Linked DNA regions of Homo sapiens: region 2 is linked to region 1. A link is a loop called in an ENCODE intact Hi-C map of the cell type or tissue named here. Cell type or tissue: heart left ventricle. All regions are shown on one strand. Links, peaks and the distances in the headings refer to the core of each region. The heading gives the core; the rest is flanking DNA. Region 1 overlaps SNPH (syntaphilin). Region 2 holds the start of RAD21L1 (RAD21 cohesin complex component like 1).

Region 1 (9,538 bases), core at 454-8,453:
AGAGATGGGGTTTCTCCATATTGGCCAGGTTGGTCTTGAACCCCTGGCCTCAAGCAATCCACCCACCTTGGCCTCCCTGCTCCCAAAGTGCTGGGATTACAGGTGTGAGCCACTGCATCTGGCTATTAAAAGGATAAATTTTATGGAATGTAAATTATATCTCAATAAAAAACAAATTTTTAAAAATACATGTGATATATATTTAATTTTTTTTTAGAGCCAGGGTCTTACTCTGTCACCTAGGCTTGGAGTGCAGTGACAAAATCATAGCTCACTGCAGCCTCAAACTCCTGAGCTCATGCGATCCTTCTGCCTCAGCCTTTCCAGTAGCCACCTCACCTGGCTAATCTATTTTTTACTTTTTTTAAAGGTGGGGTCTCACTATGTTGCTCTTGGTGGTCTCAATCTCCTGGCCTCAAGCCATCCACCAGCGTCACCTCCTGAGTTGCTGGGATTACAGGTGTGAGCCACCATGCCCCTGACTCCATTGTGTGTGTGTGTGTGTGTGTGTGTGTGTGTGTGTGTGTGTGTGTATTTAAATGAACCGTTGCATTAATAAAAAGACAGGCATGGTCCAGAAAGGGGTAGAGACTCTTCCAGAATGGCTCAGCAAGTTGCAGCAGAAGGGGAGCAAGAGCCAGTGCCCCCCCTCTACCTGACTTCAGGTAGCTGGGCCCAGGATGCTTCCCTAGACTTTGGGTCAGCCTGGAGGAGACTGGTAGCTGAGGCTGCCCCTAAAGCTCTTGCATATTCACAACTTCGTTGAATCCTCACACAAATTCCCCATAGAGGGAGGCCAGGTAGAGACTAGTCCATCTGATCTATGGGAAACCTGAAGCCTCAGAGGTTACAAGAGTCACCAAGGGCTGGACCCTGGATTTCCAGGTCATGGGCACCTGCATTTCTACTGCATCATGAAGGTCTCATAATACAGTAGACCTGGGACACTTATCATTCTGCTGCATAAAAGAAAAAACCTACTTTTCCATGAGACTCTAAGATACCACAATGGAGATGAGCAGGTATATACCTGCATTTTGGGCTGGTCATACTTCCATAAAAGCAGGGCATCACAGACATAAGAGGTAAGCATACTACAGAGAGTCGTTTAAAAAGAAATTCTTGGCCAGACACGGTGGCTCACACCTGTAATCCCAGCACTTTGGGAGGCCGAGGTGGGCGGATCACCTGAGGTCAGGATTTCAAGACCAGCCTGGCCAACATGGCAAAAACCTGTCTCTATTAAAAATAGAAAAATTAGCTGGACGAGGTGGTGGGTGCCTGTAATCTCAGTTACTCGGGATGCTGAGACAGGAGAATATCTTGAGCCTGGGAGGCAGAGGTTGTAGTCAGCCGAGATCACGACATTGCACTCCAGCCTGGGCGACAGAGTGGAGACTCCATCTCAAAAAAAAAAAGAAAAAAAGAAAAAGAAATTCCTCATGTGCCTTCTCCCTAACTAGTGACTTTCCCTGTTCCTCTAAGAATCAGCCTCGCAGGCAAAGGAGAAGCCCTTTCCATGAGGAGCACTGCTCTTTCCTCTTCCAACAACTGCTGCGTCCCACCCAGCAGCCCAGCTGCTGTGCAAGCCCACCACTGAGAGACCCTCAGCTCCTCTGAGCCATATCACATCGTCCATCTTGGTGACCTTGGGTCTTTGACCTCTGTTCGTCTCAGCTGTCTCATGCATTCACTCAGGAAGGCGCCACCTTCCTGGCCCTGCTGTCTCTTTGGGATCCAACCAAGGTAATGAATGGAGGGATGGGGGTAGTTCTTGGGAAATTAGAGGACTGAACATTTCTTGCTATCACTATTACCTGTCGAAGGAGATCTCTCTTTTTCCCTTCTTCAGAAATAATTCTTGCTTTATCACCTCAGCGGACATCAGCAGGCCCAGGCATGAGTGACTCTGAAATGACTGGCAAACTCTGCTAGGCCAAGTGACCTGGGCTGGCTTTCCAGGGCAATGTCTGGCAGGCCTCCCGTCTGGGTAGGGAGTAGTAGGGGGAACACTGGTTCCCATGCTTCCACCATCCCAGCTGCTCCACGGCTGCCCCTCTGCAGACACCCATGGAGAAATGTGAGGAACGGAGGGGCAGTGGTGCCAGCCCCAGCTTGGTGGCTGCCTGGCTAGTGGCTCCTGGCAGATGGAGGCCCTTCAGCAACCTTGGCCACAGCATATGCTTCCCTGGGCTTCCTGACTGATAGAGCTGTCAAGCCTCAGTCCGGCTTCTCTCCCTTCCCCCTTCTCCCAAGCTTCCAACTCTAAAGCATCACAGGATGAGGAAAATGGTGAGACTTCCATCCCTAAAAATTCTCATTTTTTCCAGATTTCTGCCTTGATTCTTTGGATCCTGGATGTAAGATTAGGTAAATGCCTAATCCCCTGGCATTTACCCCAGGTACCAACAGGGACTAACACACTCTCAGAATCAGAATGGAAAGGATCTGGAGTAGACCTCATCACAACCTATCATTCTATAGAGAAAGAAACTGAAACCCAGAAAAAGCATGTTAGTTGCCTGAGGTTACCCAGAAAGTCAGGGACAGAGCCTGGGCTTGGGGCTAGACTCCTGAATCTATCAGTGAAGCTTCTGTACCACAACCCTTGCCCTCACCAGGGCAAAAATTAAGAAAAAAAAAAGAACAAAGGGAACCTTTTCAAGTAAAGAAATCTTGGAAGGAAGGCCTACGGGTATGACAGGAGAAGTCCTGACCATTTTAAGGCAGCTCATAAATGACATGCAATAAAATATGCATTGAAACAGAGGCCCAGGGAAGAAGGGAATATCCATGCTGACCACAAATACATGGTGGCAATAATGACATTGAGATTCAATTCCAAGCTTCCTGGCCACTGATGCCAAAAGGGAAAGTATGCTCAGTCTTATTGTTCTCATGGTTATGGGAGGGCAGGAAGAAAATTGGTTCTTTGGGAGAAATAAAGATCTCCCTAAAAGGAATGTTAAAAGGAACACTTTTGCATGGGGTTGGCTGCAGGGCAAGATGATGGTCCACTGGGAGTCGGCAAAGTGGGTCCCAAGGAAAGATGGTGCCCTCAGAGCTCCCCAAAGTTGCCCTGTGTGTGCTGTGCTTTGCTCATGTCAGACTGAAGAACACATGGAACACACAGACCAAAGGACTAAAGGGATGTGGAGATGTCATCTGCTCTGCCTGCGACGACAGCCCCTTTCCACAGACAAAGCCCCCACCCAGCCTGAGATCAGAGAGCTTCCTCGTTCCTGGTAATACAAAACAAGAAACCACATAAAACCACTCACGCTGTCTCTTGCACTTGCATTCTCTCCCTGTCACTTGTGCACACACACTCTCTCTTGCTCTCCTGGCATTTCATGACAATCGAGTCCCAACTGCCACATTTTCTAGATAGAAAAGTGAAGACTTGCCAAAGGCCACAATGGAGCCATAGAAGCAGGGCCAGCTCATTCTAATCCCACCAACAGTTCCAGGCATGCCGCTCCTGTTGGAAGCCAAGGTTCATCTATCTTCCTGCAGCTCCCAGGGGCTCAGCAGGGAGACATGGAGCCCAGCGCACCCAACTGTGCCTGTTTTAGCCCAGGAGCCTATCTCACAGCAGCTCCTTCATCTCTCCTCCCAGCTCCCTTCTCCCTCTCCAGCTGCAGCTGCCCTGCTGTCCTCAGCAGCTGATCCCTGTCCACCTGATTCCCCGTGGTACTTCCCATGCCATGCTGAATTCTTTCACCTTCAATAAGATCCAGGGCCTCAACAATGCCCAGTGTGGCTCACACTTGCTGGAAGAGGGTGGGTGATTAATAAATGCCTCTCCTAATAAGTTTTCCTTCTCTGGAGAAGCTGCCCTACCTCTTAATTTAGCCAAAGTGAAGCATTCTAAAATGTTTTAAAAGGGAGATTCTACAAACTACTATGTCCTATTTTAAAGGCCCTTTATCTTTTTTTTTTTTTTTTTTTTTTTTAAGATGGAGTCTCGCTCTGTCGCTCAGGCTAGAGTGCAGTGGCGCAATCTCGGCTCACTGCAACCTCCGCCTCCAGGGTTCAAGCAATTCTCCTGCCTCAGCCAGTAGCTGGGACTACAGGTGCCTGCCACCACCCCTGGCTAATTTTTGTATTTTTAGTAGAGACGGGGTTTCACCATATTGGCCAGGATGGTCTCAAACTCCTGACCTTGTGATCCACCTGCCTTGGCCTCCCAAAGTGCTGGGATTACAGGCATGAGCCACTGCACCCGGCCACCCTTTATCTATCTCAGAACGAGTTTTCCCCTTTTGCTGACAGGCAGACTAACCCGACAGAAAGAAACCACGGCTTGAACATCAAATGTAACTGAATTTTAGATCCAATATGACTGGATTTGGAACTCTGAATTCCAAACTCCACCACCCACCATCTTTATGACAGTGGGAATGCCACTTTACTCCTCTAAGCCTCATTCTCCTTATCTCTCAAATGGGGCTAATTACAGTTGTGCATGAGTATAATCACAATGAGCAATAACACGTGTGAAATGCCTAGCAAGGACCTGGCATAGGGACAGCACTCCGTAAATAGCAGTAATTATTTATTCGCCTGAATATATTCTTATTCTCAATGTTATTCATGTATATTACATCTTTCTCCCTGTCCAAAATCTTAATCTGAAATACTATACTCGTTTGTATCTGAGAGGTTCCTGACTACAGATTCATTTTATGCTTTCTTAAGTCTACTTGCAAAAAAAGAAAAGGAAAGAAAAACCCTAAACCGGTCATTGTCTACCAAACAACAGGATTTCAGGACACCGCCACTTTGGTCTAACAGAGTATCTCAAAATTAACACATCCAAAATATGAATTTCTGATTTTGCCTTAAAAATCTGTTTTTCTGCAGCTTCCCTCATTTCAGTTAATGGCAATCCCATCATTCCAGTCGGGTAGGCCAACACTCTCACGTCTATCAGAAAAGCCTGTCAGCTTTTATTCCCTGCACAGTGTATGCATTTTACAGATAAGGAAACTGAGGCGACACAGTCACAGAATCTGACACCTTTCGGCATCTTCACTGCTCCATCCCTGGTCCAAGCCACCATCTCTCTCCTGGATGATGCAGGTCTCATTATCTCCTACAAACTCTGCCCAGCAGCCAAAGGGATCCTTTTAGAACACAAATTGGATCAGGTCATTCCTCTACTCAAAACCCCTCCAACGGTCCTTCCTTTCAATAGAGGCTAAAGCCTTTTCTTCGGCTGATGTAAAGTTCTGTGCATCCCTCCCCTGACCCCCGCTTATCTCTTTGACCTCATCACCTCTCCCCCTCATTCACTCTGCTCTAGCCACCCTGCCTTCTTGCACATCCCCTCATCAGGGCCTCTGCACATGCTGTTCCTTCTGCCTGGAATGCTCTTCTCCCAGATCTCTGCCCCGTGTATTCTCTCTCCTGCTTCAGGTCTTTGCTCCAAGGTCACCCTCTCAGTGAATCTTCTCTGACCACTGTGTTTAAAATACAACCCCTCCTCCTACAGCACTCCTCTTTCTTCCCATGCTTCGTTTTTCTCCACCGTCCTTAGCAACAGCTAACATATTTATGTATGTATTTATTTTATGTCTTTAGAATATAAGCTCCAGAGAGGTAAGGATGGATGCCCATTTTATGCTTTATTTAGTCCCTTATGCCTAGACTAGTGTCAGGCCACCACAGGCCCTCAATAAATCTTTGCTGAATGAATAAGGGGGTGTGCACTGATCTGGGTTGATGTCACCACCCAAGTAAGTGTAGGCCTCTTAGCAAGTCAACAAAAGGGGGGGAAGAAAGCTTTGTGGTACTTTGTTTATATTATTATAGTCCTTTCTACACACAGTGTTCTATTTAGTGAGCTTGTCTCTCCTGCTAGGTTATGAGCTGGAAGAGTTTTATTCATCTTTGAAAAAATAGCACCAGAGGGTCCCCTCTAAGGGCTGTAATGACTATATGCAAGAGCTCAGCTGGGAGCTGTGTGCCCTCAGGCCCATCAGTATCAGGACCAATTTCCTTGTGTGTACATGAGGTTAATCACTGCCATGACAACGAAGGGAGGTTGTGCTGCTGAGCATATACAGCAAGCCCTTGGTACACGGTGCATGTCACAGCTGGGATAGGATTTCTAGAAGGTAGCTGGACAGAGCCTTTGAAGGCTAAGTATTGGGCAAAGGCGAGCCTGGGGGTCCAGAAAAGCAAACTTAGGGCCTTCTCCTCCTTCTCAGCAGATTGACCTTCTTGCTATCACAGCCCCGGGTCCTATTCTGCCCAGCACTGGCCCTAGCAAGTGTTTGTAGACCAGGAGTCCAGGTATCAGAAGGTGCCTACCTTCGGGGTAGGAAGGTGCTCAGAGACAGGTGACTACGGAGATTCCAAACTGGCAGCCCACGGCCGTATCATGCTTAAAGACCTGCATGTATATGTATTCCAATTCAGTCGATATTTATAAACTAAGAGATTTCATATTTTTTTAAAATCCATGTTTTCTGGCTTGTCTCAAACAAATTAAAAGATCTTTCAGCTCTGTGCCTGCATTCCTGCATGGCAGTGATTGTCTGAGACTGAGAAGTTGCTCCTTTCTGTCAGAGTTCTTAACAGAGCTCTTGCTCTTATAACTGGTCTGTGTTGTTTGTTAGTGGCACGGCATTGGAGCTTGGAGTCTCTTTTCTGGTCGAGTCTCATTTTATAGGTAGAAGATCTGAGGTCAGCGTGGGGGTGGGTGGCACTTGCCCAAGGCCCCCAGTAAATCAGGAGTGGGGCCAGGACTGCAACCCCAGGCTTACGGCTCTGAATCCAGGGCACTGGGATGTACAAGGAGGCTGAGAATGCAGCCTTGCAATGTTCTTTTGGTTGGTTCCCAGCTGTCAGGTAAGAAGAATGGGCTACTTGGGCTGAGGGGGAAATCCTTTTCAGGAAAAGGCTGGTGGGGCCAGGGAGGTAAAGCAGAGAGCACCATCTCTGGCTGCATGCAGCTAAAGCCTCTCTTCTTCCCACTTGCTGGCAAACACTGATCTCCCCGACCTTGTAAAATAAACTCAGGGGAAAGGCTCAGCCTACACTGGCTCTGTGGACATAGCACTCTCAGGTGTCCCTCTCACTCCCCTTTCCCGAGAGCAGGCATCCTAGGGGCCCCTGATAGGATGTAAAGAGCAGGGGCTTTGTCCTAGGGCAGAATCAAGCTGGAAACCTAGTTCTTAGCATAGGGCTGACCACGAGCTTTAACTTCATCTGTAAAATGGGGTTTCAGTTGTGAAGACTGAACTGAGTGGTGCATGCAAAGAGCCTGGCACACACACTGCTGGATGAACAGTAATTTCTTTCCCGTATGTTATAAACCAAGGCCCAGAGACAAATGAATAACTTATACCAGAAAGGTACTGAACTAAAATGGGCTCCCTTAGCTCCAACTGGGTAATTTTTAAGTTTTAAATATAGTTGTAAAAGTAGTACATACCCATTTAAAAGCCTTCCAGTTCCAGTTTTGCTACTCAAACCACTGATTAATTTGATTGCTGCCCCTTCTCAGGCCTTTTTCTAAGCACAGATATTTTTAGGGGGCAAGGGGTTGTTATGTTTACACAGTTATAGCCGTGGCAAAAATATAACTTGTATATTTTCAAAATGTACCATAGTTTAAGAATCGCCCATATGGCATATCCTTTATAAAAAGTATTTTATGGGCTGCATAGTATTCCATTTGATGGGTCTGTCATGGTTCATTTAGCCTCCCTCTCTGTTGAACATTTAGACTTTCTATCAAAAATAATGTTACAATAGGTATCTTTGTGAATAATTATTTTCCTATATTTAGAATTATTTCTTTAGGCTGGTTCCCTGATAATGGATTTATAGGGTCGAAAAGTATGAATGTGCTGCCAAACTGCTTTCCCGAAGGGCTAGGTTGCCTATTGTTTCTCCTACCCATAATGTATACCTATTAGCTGGGTTTTCTACTTGATCAAACCACCAGCACTTAGCCAAAGCCTTAAAAGGCAAAGTGTTCAAGCTCAGACATACAAATCATCCAAGATGATTTTTCCATGTCTCTCCGGCCCTGTGGCAAGTATCTTCACCCCCACCCTCCACCCTCCACCCTCTGCCCCATGGCAATGCAGGCGGGGAACTGAGGCCAAGCTCAGAAATGGCCTAGCTCCCAGATTGAAAGCAAGCCTCCCAAAGCTACTCCCCCTTCTAATTACAGCATTTCCTATCTGTGTGGCAGCTCTGGCATGGCTGTTTCAGTCAATATTTACCAAGTGTCTATTGTGTGCCACTTCCTCCTCTGCCAATAGTCCCATAATCGAAGCACGTGTCACTGAGGGGTTGGGCAGAAGAGAGAGGGGCTTCTCTGCAGAACTCAGAAGCTGGTGCCCTTGAGCAGAGCTCTGGAGGACAGGTGCATAGTTGTTCTCCAGGTACCCAGGAGCTGCCTGTGGAGGAGCATTCCACATTCTGTGCAGGAATAGGGGTTAGCATTTACAGAGTCATGAAGAGTAAGAGAGCTACAGGGGGCTGGGTACTGCTAGACCACACAGTGTAGGGGCATAGGGAGAGTAGAGAGAAGGGCTGAGCCAGCAGAAAAAAGCCTTTTGAGCTTACAGAAAAAAGTTCTGATCAAATTTAAGGTCAAAGTCAGGTTTACAGTTCAAGGTCAAGGCAGGCCTAAGGCTCAAGGTCAGATTTATATTACAGAAGATAACCCTGTACGAGCTCTGCCAAGTATGGACTGGGAAGAGATGAAGAGAAGCACCAGGACAGGTCAGGGATGACGACGTTTTAACGAAGGCTATAGAGGTTAAAATGAGAGTGGAGGTGAGGAGGTGACAGAAGTAAAGGTGGCTTCAAGAGAAATTTAGGAAGTAGACTCTTGAGGGTCCCCAGAAGAGATAGGCTGTAGGGAATGACGGAAAGGGAAGAATTGTGATGACGCCCAGGCCTCTGTGTGGGTTAGCTTCGCTGCCTACTCAATATTCTATCCCTCCTCCCTCAATAATAGAACCTTATTCAGGGGTGGCAATATACCCACCTTAAAACATACAAACACACCCCCCACTCCACCCAGAGTTGCAGAGACAGTTCTGGCCTGTGAGTTGTGAACAGCAGCACCCTGGGCTTGGGAACCTGGCTAGGTGTCTGCTATCCTGCAAGGGCTAAAAGAGGAATGGGCATCATGCCTTCAGAGGCTTGGAGTCTTCCCAGGTGCTAGGAACAGAGCTGGATTCGAAATCGAGGCTTAGTAAACACCTGCTGAGGGAAGTCAGGCAGCCAAACAGATGACCTGACAGTTCTGAGAACCCCATTCCATCAATCCAGGAACCAGGAAGAGGGCCCCTGAGGGAGCTCCATCCTCTCACTCTCTTGGGACAAAGCCTGGTACAGTATGGAGACCACGGTACTTGGGGCCAGGACACTCAGCTCTGCCACTCAGTATGACTCAGACCTAAGGCATACCTCTCTTGACCTCTGGGTCCCTCAGTCTGCCCATGTATAAAGTGGAGATAACACATCCCACCTCATACAGCAGTTGTGACAACCCGACCTCTGCCTT
Region 2 (9,538 bases), core at 1-8,000, 59 kb after region 1:
GAGGCAAGATCCATACCTAAGTAGCCATAATACAAGGTAGAAAATAAAAAATGTCTTCAAAGTGAAACAGATGGTATATAAATTTTGAAGGTATTATATTTATGACATATGTAAATCTCTGGCACTTTGGAATGCTTAGGAATTTTTGATATGTCATAAATAGCAAGCTGCTTGGAATCTTGAGAATTCTGAAAACAATTACTGATATCTCTGTTTTGTCAATCACACTATTTCTAATTTCTCTTATAAAGGCAAAAACAGGCACGACAAACTAAATGACCCATTAAAAACAGAATATCAGAGTTTCTTATGCAAGTGTAGTGGCTTTAAGTATATGTCTTCCATAAATATGCAGGAACATTACAAGTTTTGGAAAGCATAACCTTTTCCTGCAGGTATAGAAAAAGAGCAAGGAAATGAATACAATTTATCCTCAACCATGGAAACTTAGATTCATTCAAAACTAAGTTTACATTCACCATACTAGCCTGAAGTATATTAAAAGATCCCACCCCCAATTAAAATGCAAAAGGGAACCAAGAAGGAGACAAATCAATATTACATGTATACCTGGGCAAAATGTCATCTTCATTTTAAGAAATGCTTCACTGCAATCTGCCAAAAGATATTTTGCCTTCCTGTTATAGATTCGAACAACTCCCAAAAGAAGGTGTCCTGAAGTTCGAAGTGCTATTTTCACCTTTCAATAATTTTTGAAGTATTAGAAGAGTAAAGATTAGGTTCATAAATCCTATTCTTTGAAAGTTACTGACATCGTAAGAATTGGTTCTCTTAAAAAAGCAGATATTTTGTATTCTTAGTTAAAGTATATCACTTTTTACCTTACCTTGCAAAATGATTTTTTTATTCTTATTCAAGGAAGTTAATCTAATATGGCATTTAAGTAAAGTATACTATTATTGGTATTATGAGAGGAATATAAACTCTGTAGTCAGAATTGGGTTCAGGTCTTGGTTCAGTTGCTGAGGCTGTCACTTAACCTTCCTGAACTTCAGTTTAATAAAAATGGCTACAGCTTATTTTTTTATTATTATTGTTTTTTTGGAGACGGAGTCTCGCTCTGTCACCCAGGCTGGAGTGCAGTGGCGCAATCTTGGCTCACTGCAACCTCCGCCTCCCGGGTTCAAGCAATTCTCCTGCCTCAGCCTCCCTACAATTTATTATATACTTATTTTATGCCAGGCATTGTCCTAAGAGCTTTTGATACACTAATTTATTTAATTTTGACAACAACCTCTATTTACAGAAGAAAAAACTGAGACTCAGATATTTTAAGTAGGATGCCCAAAGTAACATATTAAGTGATAAAGCAATAATTAAATATAAATTTGACCAACTCAAAACATGCTAACTACAGTTCACAGAAGCTAAGAAAAGCCAACCTCATAGGGTTGTTGTAAAGATTAAATAGACTTATAGGCATAAAGTCCAGCCCAGTGCCTAACACACCATAGGCTTTCAATTTGTCCTTCTCTAAAGTTGAAAAATACTTAACTTAAAACAATATTAAATGCTGTAATGCAAATTCTAATCACTGTTTTAATGTTTTATAATGAACATAGTACTTTACTGTTTATGACACATTTTCACATATTTTTGGATTTATAACCAGTCCTCTTTCTATCCTCCCCATTTGTTCATTATTTTCTAAGAGATGCTTATTAAGTACTTACTATGTCAACTGTATTTTGTTAGTGAATAAGAAAGGAATATGAATACGCATAAAATATGGCCTTTGTCCCTTAGGGTCCAATCTATCTATGATAGACATATGAAAAAGTTAATTACCAACAGAAACCAATAGGTTTGTTATAACACTAAATGCTATAGGAATTAAAGGAAAGACCATTTGACAAGTAAAACTTCCTTGAAAATGTATTTCATGATATAAGTGTATCTTAATGTCTTTCCTCCTCCAAAGTCATGATAAATACAAGCTATCATTTTAATCAGTAACATACCTTGGGTGAAAGAATTTTTTCAATGGTTATCTCTAGATTACATTCAAATACATGGGCCTTTGTGAGTTTCTTCTCCCAGTGAGCTGCAAGCCATATTTTGGCCAATGGCCCTCGTTTACTCATAAGCACATGTGTGTAGAACATGTTGCCTGTGTTCCTTACTTGTATTTAACAAACTAGAGAGAACACGAAAAGAAATTTAAAATTTTATTACAAAAACTTTTTATTGCTATAAGAAAAATATGTATTAATTCTACAAAATAACATTCAGATTATGTTCTAATTCAATTATTCAATACAATTTATTCTCTTGTAAATAAGAGAAACTTATTTAGAATATAAAATTATAACCTAATGACAAAGCTCTAGTAAATTGTGAACTACACCTCTACACCGGGCTTAAATGCATCCTGATTAATGATTTCTTCATACATGTCACTTATTTTATCCAAAAAAGGATTTGAGTTCTCTTCTTACTAACATGGTCAAATAAAGGAGGAAGGCTGAAAATATAAGATATGGAAATAAGAAACAAGAATAGGAAAAGGTAGACAAAACCAAGAAAAGCTAATACAGGGCACCTCTTTTCTAAAACTTAATAATTTAAGAAGGATTGGATTATTGATTTATACGCAGGTGTTGAATTTCATTGCCCTCTTCAAGATACTCTGGTTTATTCAACAATATTTTAATTTTTGAAGTTAAAATCACGGGACTCCAAAAAGTGGAGTGGAGTGGAGTTTCCATTCCATAAAGTGGAAAAATGAAGAAAACAAGAAACTATAAGAAAATAATTAGAAGGCAAGGGAAGAAACACGAATCAAATTTAAATGTTTTGAAATAAGAACGATAAAAGAAAACCTTCACTTAAAACAAAGAGAAGGAATTAATGCACATTTTTACAAACTGTACTATTCTTGGTAACACCATAGGGCTCTATCACTAAGCTAAAGATGAGAAGGGATGTTATAGCACTTTGGTTGACTTCTAGGGAAGAATCAAATTATTGCTTACATATAAGTAATCTTACACTGCCACTATGGAAGCTTCTTTTTGCTTCTTTTCTACTTAAGATACTGATAAAAGAGAAAACTGAGCCAAGACGAACACAAAGTCGGCGAAAGAATTAAAAACTTAGGTAAACTTCCATCAGTGTCTATTTGTACCGCAAGAATTCAATCATTATGCCCCAACTAAAGGTGACGCAATCCGCCAAACCATGTTCCCCTACGGGGCAGCTGGAGATTTTAATGCATATGGCTTGTACCTTGCGCTGGTTCCACTACTTTCCTTTTTAGTCTGTGTGTTTCGCTCTCTCGGAATAAATTCCTATTTATCTTTTTAAATGGCTCCCAGTGGTGTGAGGTACTTTTAAAATGTACTTTTTGGCCTGGCGCAGTGGCTCACGCCTGTAATCCCAGCACTGTGGGAGGCTGAGGCGGGCGGATCACTTTGATGCCAGGAACTGGAGACCAGCCTGGCCAACATGGTGAAACCCCGTCTCTACTAAAAGTACAAAAAGTAGCCAGGCACGGTGGCGGGCGTCTGTAATCCCAGCTACTTGGGAGGCTGAGGCAGGAGAATCGCTCGAACCCGGGAGACGGAGGCTGCAATGAGCCGCGATCGCCCTACTGCACTCCAGCCTGGGCGACAGAGGGCGACTCCGTCTCAAAAAAATCAAATGTACTTTTTAAGTGATGGACTTCTTAAAAGAGAAAACAAACAAAGAAAAAACCCAAACCCTGAGATTTGCTATTCCTGAGACATTGATTTTCCCGAGCACATATTACCTAACCTTTTTCCCCTCCCCACAAAATACGCACACAAACTCCCCCCGCACCCTCCCGCCCCACGTCCCGGAGGCTTTTTCAGTCTCCAGATTGAACTGACTTCGTGCAACGTGAAGCCACCGGGATGGGGCCACTCCGTGGAAACCGGCCCGCAAAGGGCAGGGTGGCGGCGGTGGCGGGGAGGGAGCGAAGGGAGGGAGGAAGGGGTCGGAAGGGGACCGGGCGGGGACCCTGGGAGAGGGGCGTGGGGAGAGAGGGCTGAGCCGGGCAGGGCGAGACCCTTCCGGGCGTGAGGGAGGGGAAAGCAAAGTGCAGGGGCTGGGAAGAGCTGACGGCCACGCTCAGGGGCAGGGGGACGCCAAAGGCTCCTCCACAGACGACTCCTCAGAGTTCCGGGCCGGGTGCTCACAGAGGGAAACTGAGGCCACAGCGCCCATTTTCTTCCGCGTGCGGGCGAGGAGACCCCGGGTCGCGCCTCCAGCCCCAGCTGGGCTGCGGGCGACGACCTTTCTTCCTCAGGCGGGACCCTCCGGGCTTGGCGCCGCGAGCTAACACGGCGTGAGGCGCCGGCGCCGGGTGCGTGTGGGAATGTGGGTGGCGGCGGCCCCCATCTCCCAGCCCGCCTACAGCACTCGGGGTCCGGCCGGCCTCTCAGGCTGCGCCCTACTTTCAAAGCCTCGTCTGAGGTGTGGCGTGCCAGAGCAGGGGCTGCGAGGAGTCGCCAAGTCAGCTTGGCCGGGTTCTTGGCGCCGCTGGGCGTCTGCAATGCGCGGCAGGCGCGGGGCGGGGAGGGGCGGGGCGTGGAGAAGGCGGGGCAGTGGGCGAGGGCGGGGCGTGCAGGGGACGGGGCGGAGCAGTGGGCGAGGGGCGGGGCGTGCAGGGGACGGGGCGGGGCAGTGGGCGAGGGCGGGGCGTGCAGGGGACGGGGCGGGGCGTGCAGGAGACGGGGCGGGGCAGTGGGCGATGGACGGGACTGACAGGGGATGGGGCGGGGCAGTGGGCGAGGGGCGGGGCGTGCAGGGGATGGAGAGGGACGGGCAGGACATGGGGAGGGGCGTGGAGGGGTATGGACGGGCGGGGCGGGGCAGTGGCTGAGGGACCGGGGGCAGGGGGCGGGGAAGGGCGGGCCAGCGACCGAGGGACTGGGCGCGGCGGCGGCGGCGGCGGCTGGGGGTACGGACAGAGTAGGGCAGTGCGCTAGAGTGGAGAGGACCGGGACTGAGAGGGACGAGGGCGCAGGGCGTTGGTGGGGACAGTGGACGGGGCAGGAGGGATAGAGTCAGACAGTGAGCAAGGCGCACCGGTCCTAGTGCGCAGTCTCCGGCTTTGTCCTGGCGCTCGGACCTGAGACACCTGAGCAGGGGCATGACAGGGATGGGGCCTGGGCCCCATAGTCCTGTTGTGAAAGGTGATCTTTCTGGCTGATCTCTGAACATCCCTATGATGCAGTCCAGTCTCTTCTCTTCCACTTATAGCTGGAGGTCACTGGAGAAATTCTTTAATCCCTTGAACCTCAGATTTTCTCATCTGTAAAGTGAAAATAATAAAAGTACTCGCGCCGTAGGATATTGTAAGAAATAAATAAAATGAACCATGAAAAGAGCCAAGCAATAATAAGTGCTCTACAAATATTAGCTATTATTATTATTGTTATTATTAAAAAGATTATTCACATTGACCTGCCCTTTGGGGACAGCAAATATTTTCCAGCCTGGAATATCACAGTTCTCAGTAGTCAAGGCCAAGTGCTAGAACCTGAGAAAAATCCTGCAAGAGCATCAGGATGCAAGGCTGGTTTCCTCTCTTGAGTTTGATAGTAAATACTAATAAATCTTGGAGCGGCAATGGCATCCAATATAAGGTTATTGATAAGGTTCAGGCTCCTGGCTGGGCATTTTCATGGGTTGTCTCATTGACTCTTCAAACAATCTCACAAAAGTAGTTACTGGTTTTCCCCTTTTGAATAAGGAAAGGGCTGGAGAAAAAATAGCAACCTGTCTAGGGTCACGTGGTTGGGAATTGTAGAGACAGGATTCAAATTGAATTCAAATTGAAGTTTAGCTCCCAATTTCCGACCTCAGGAAATGATGTCACGGCAACCATTCAAGAGGATGTCTGGGAGACACCCTTGGTGCCACCCTCATGTCTACTTCAATGCCAGCCCATCAGCAAGCCCATCACTCCACCTTCAAATATGACTTTCATCTACCCCTTCTCAAGATCTCCACCGACTCCACCCTAGTCTAAGCCACCTCTCTCCTGGAAAAGCTCCAACCTCCTGAGCGGTCTCCTTCCTGTCACTCACCTCCCTAAAGCCCATTCTCTACACCAGGGGTTCCCAACCCCGGGTGGGAACAGGGCCGCACAGCAGGAGGTGAACAGTGGACGAGGGAGCCTCACCGCCTGAGCTTCGCCTCCTGTCACATCAGCCGCGCATTAGATTCTCACAGGAGCGCGAAACCTATTGGGAACTGCACATGCGAGGGATCTAGGTTGCCCGCTCCTCACGAGAATCTCATGACCCCCCGCCCACTCGGCTCGTGGAATAATTGTCTTCCACAAAACTGGTCCCTGGTGCCAAATAGGTTGGAGACTGCTGCTCTACACTGAAGCCAGAGGGGTCTTTGAAAAATATAGATCATGGCCAGGTGTGGTGGCTCACGCCTGTAATCCCAGCACTTTGGGAGGCCAAGGCAGGCGGATCACCTGAGGCCAGGAGTTCCAGACCAGCCTGGCCAACACGGCGAAACCCCGTCTCCACTGAAAATACAAAAATTAGCCAGGAGTGGTGGTGGGTGCCTGTAATCCCAGCTACTCGGGAGGTTGAGGCAGGAAAATCGCTTGAACCGAGGAGGCAGAGATTGCAGTGAGCCAAGTTTGCGCCCCTGCACTCCAGCCTGGGCAACAGAGAGACTCTGTCTCAAAATATAGATCAAATCCTATTACCAGCTGTAGGGTCCAGCCCTACAGGGCTTAGCGGGTGTTCTCCCCGTGTGTGGAGAGGAGAGATTGTAATAAATAAAGACACAAGACAAAGAGATAAAGAGAAAACAGTTGGGCCCGGGCGACCACTACCATCAAGATGCGGAGACTGGTAGTGGCCCCGAATGGCTGGGCTTGCTGATATTTATTGCATACAAGACAAGGGGTCAGGGTAAGAAGGGTGAATCTTCTTCTTTTTTTTTTTAATTTTACTTTAAGTTCTAGGGTACATGTGCACAACGTGCAGGTTTGTTACGTAAGTATGTATGTGCCATGTTGGTGTGCTGCACCCATCAACTTGTCATTTACATTAGGTATATCTCCTTTTTTTTTGAGATGGAGTTTCGCTCTTGTTGCCCAGGCTGGAGTGCAATGGTGCAATCTCAGCTCACAGCAACCTCTGCCTCCTGGGTTCAAGCCATTCTCCTACCTCAGCCTCCGGAGTAGCTGGGATTACAGGCATGTGCCACGACGCCCACCTAATTTTGTGTGTTTTTTTTAAATAGAGACGGGGTTTCTCCCTGTTGGTCAGGCTGGTCTTGAACTCCCGACCTCAGGTGATCCACCGGCCTCGGCCTCCCAAAGTGCTGGGATTACAGGCGTGAGCCACCTCGCCCAGCCTACATTAGGTATATCTCCTAATGCTATCCCTCCCCCCTCCCCCCACCCCCCAGCAGGCCCCGGTGTGTGATGTTCCCTACCCTGTGTCCATGTGTTCTCATTGTTCAATTCCCACCTATGAGTGAGAACATGTGGTGTTTGGTTTTCTGTCCTTGCGATAGTTTGCTCAGAATGATGGTTTCCAGCTTCATCCATGTCCCTATAAAGGACATGAACTCTTCCTTTTTATGGCTGCATAGTATTCCATGGTGTATATGTACCACATTTTCTTAATCCAGTCTATCATTGATGGACATTTGGGTTGGTTCCAAGTCTTTGCTATTGTGAATAGTGCCGCAATAAACATATGTGTGCATGTGTCTTTATAGCAGCATGATTTATAATCCTTTGGGTGTATGCCCAGTAATGGTATGGCTCGATCAAATGGTATTTCTAGTTCTAGATCCCTGAGGAATTGCCACACTGTCTTCCACAATGGTTGAACTAGTTTACAGTCCTACCAACGGTGTAAAAGCGTTCCTTTCTCCACATCCTCTCTAGCACCTGTTGTTTTCTGACTTTTTAATGATGGCCATTCTAACTGGTGTGAGATGGTATCTCATTGCGGTTTTGATTTGCATTTCTCTGATGGCCAGTGATGATGAGCATTTTTTCATGTGTCTGTTGGCTGCATAAATGTCTTCTTTTGAGAAGTGTCTGTTCATATCCTTCGCCCACTTTTTGATGGGGTTGTTTGATTTTTTCTTGTAAATTTGTTTAAGTTCTTTGTAGATTCTGGATATTAGCCCTTTGTCAAATGGGTAGATTGTAAAAATTTTTTCTCATTCTGTAGGTTGCCTGTTCACTCTGATGGTAGTTTCTTTTGCTGTGCAGAAGCTCTTTAGTTTAATTAGATCCCATTTGTCAATTTTGGCTTTTGTTGCCATGGCTTTTGGTGTTTTAGTCATGAAGTCCTTGTCCATGCCTATGTCCTGAATGGTATTGCCTAGGTTTTCTTCTAGGGTTTTTATGGTTTTAGGTCTAACATTTAAGTCTTTAATCCATCTTGAACTGATTTTTGTATAAAGTGTAAGGAAGGGATGCAGTTTCAGCTTTCTACATATGGCTAGCCAGTTTTCCCAGCACCATTTATTAAATAGGGAATCCTTTCCTCATTTCTTGTTTTTGTCAGGTTTGTCAAAGATGAGATGGTTGTAGATGTGTGGTATTATTTCTGAGGGCTCTGTTCTGTTCCATTGGTCTATATCTCTGTTTCGGTACCAGTACCATGCTGTTTTGGTTACTGTAGCCTTGTAGTATAGTTTGAAGTTAGGTAGCGTGACGCCTCCAGCTTTGTTCTTTTGGCTTAGGATTGTCTTGGCAATGTGGGCTCTTTTTTGGTTCCATGTGAACTTTAAAGTAGTTTTTTCCAATTCTGTGAAGAAAGTCAGGCTGGGCGCAGTGGCTCACACCTGTAATCCCAGCACTTTGGGAGGCCGAAGCAGGTGGATCACAAGGTCAGGAGATTGAGACCATCCTGGCTAACATGGTGAAACCCCGTCTTTATTAAAAATACAAAAAATTAGCCAGGCGTGGTGGCGGGCGCCTGTAGTCCCAGCTACTCGGGAGGCTGAGGCAGGAGAATGGTGTGAACCCAGGAGGCGGAGCTTGCAGTGAACTGAGATGGCGCCACTGCACTCCAGCCTGGGCAACAGAGCGAGACTCCATCAAAAAAAGAAAAAGAAAGAAAGAAGGAAGGAAGGAAGGAAAGAAAGAAAGAGAAAGAAAAAGAAAGAAAGAAAGAAGAAAGAAAGAAAGAAAGAAAGAAAGAAAGAAAGAAAGAAAGAAAGAAAGAAAGAGAAAGAAAGAAAAAGAAAGAAAGTCATTGGTAGCTTGATGGGGAAGGCATTGAATCTATAAATTACCTTGGGCAGTGTGGCCATTTTCACAATATTGATTCTTCCTATCCATAAGCATGGAATGTTTCATTTGTTTGTGTCCTCTTTTATTTTGCTGAGCAGTGGTTTGTAGTTCTCCTTGAAGAGGTCCTTCACATCCCTTGTAAGTTGGATTCCTAGGTATTTTATTCTCTTTGAAGCAATTGTGAATGGGAGCTCACTCATGATTTGGCTCTCTGTTTGTCTGTTATTGGTGTATAGGAATGTTTGTGATTTTCGCACGTTG

Evidence for each region. Peaks named below come from ENCODE experiments on the same cell type or tissue, not always from the same donor. Only the 100,000 strongest peaks of a DNase experiment are listed, where the experiment ranks them.
Region 2: it touches region 1 in a loop (2.3-fold over the local background); 2 of 110 quality-filtered maps call a loop at or near these places.

What each region holds. Positions count from the first base shown.
Region 1 is chr20:1,280,508-1,290,045 of GRCh38, reverse strand. The region is part of intron 2 of SNPH (syntaphilin); the gene reads right to left. Among named protein-coding and RNA genes, the nearest start is that of SNPH, 19 kb to the right of the region's middle. In heart left ventricle, for the core only: no CTCF peak of the experiment used is centred there; no DNase peak of the experiment used is centred there; H3K27ac peaks cover 485 bases.
Region 2 is chr20:1,221,042-1,230,579 of GRCh38, reverse strand. It overlaps RAD21L1 (RAD21 cohesin complex component like 1), which reads right to left and starts at 4,536. Exons shown (of 14, transcript NM_001384355.1): 1 at 4,440-4,536; 2 at 1,983-2,158; 3 at 571-700. The coding sequence starts at 2,126. RefSeq lists a silencer at 4,275-4,324. In heart left ventricle, for the core only: a CTCF peak has its summit at 3,633; DNase peaks (open chromatin) are centred at 3,589, 3,949 and 4,669; H3K4me3 peaks cover 1,875 bases; H3K27me3 peaks cover 3,763 bases.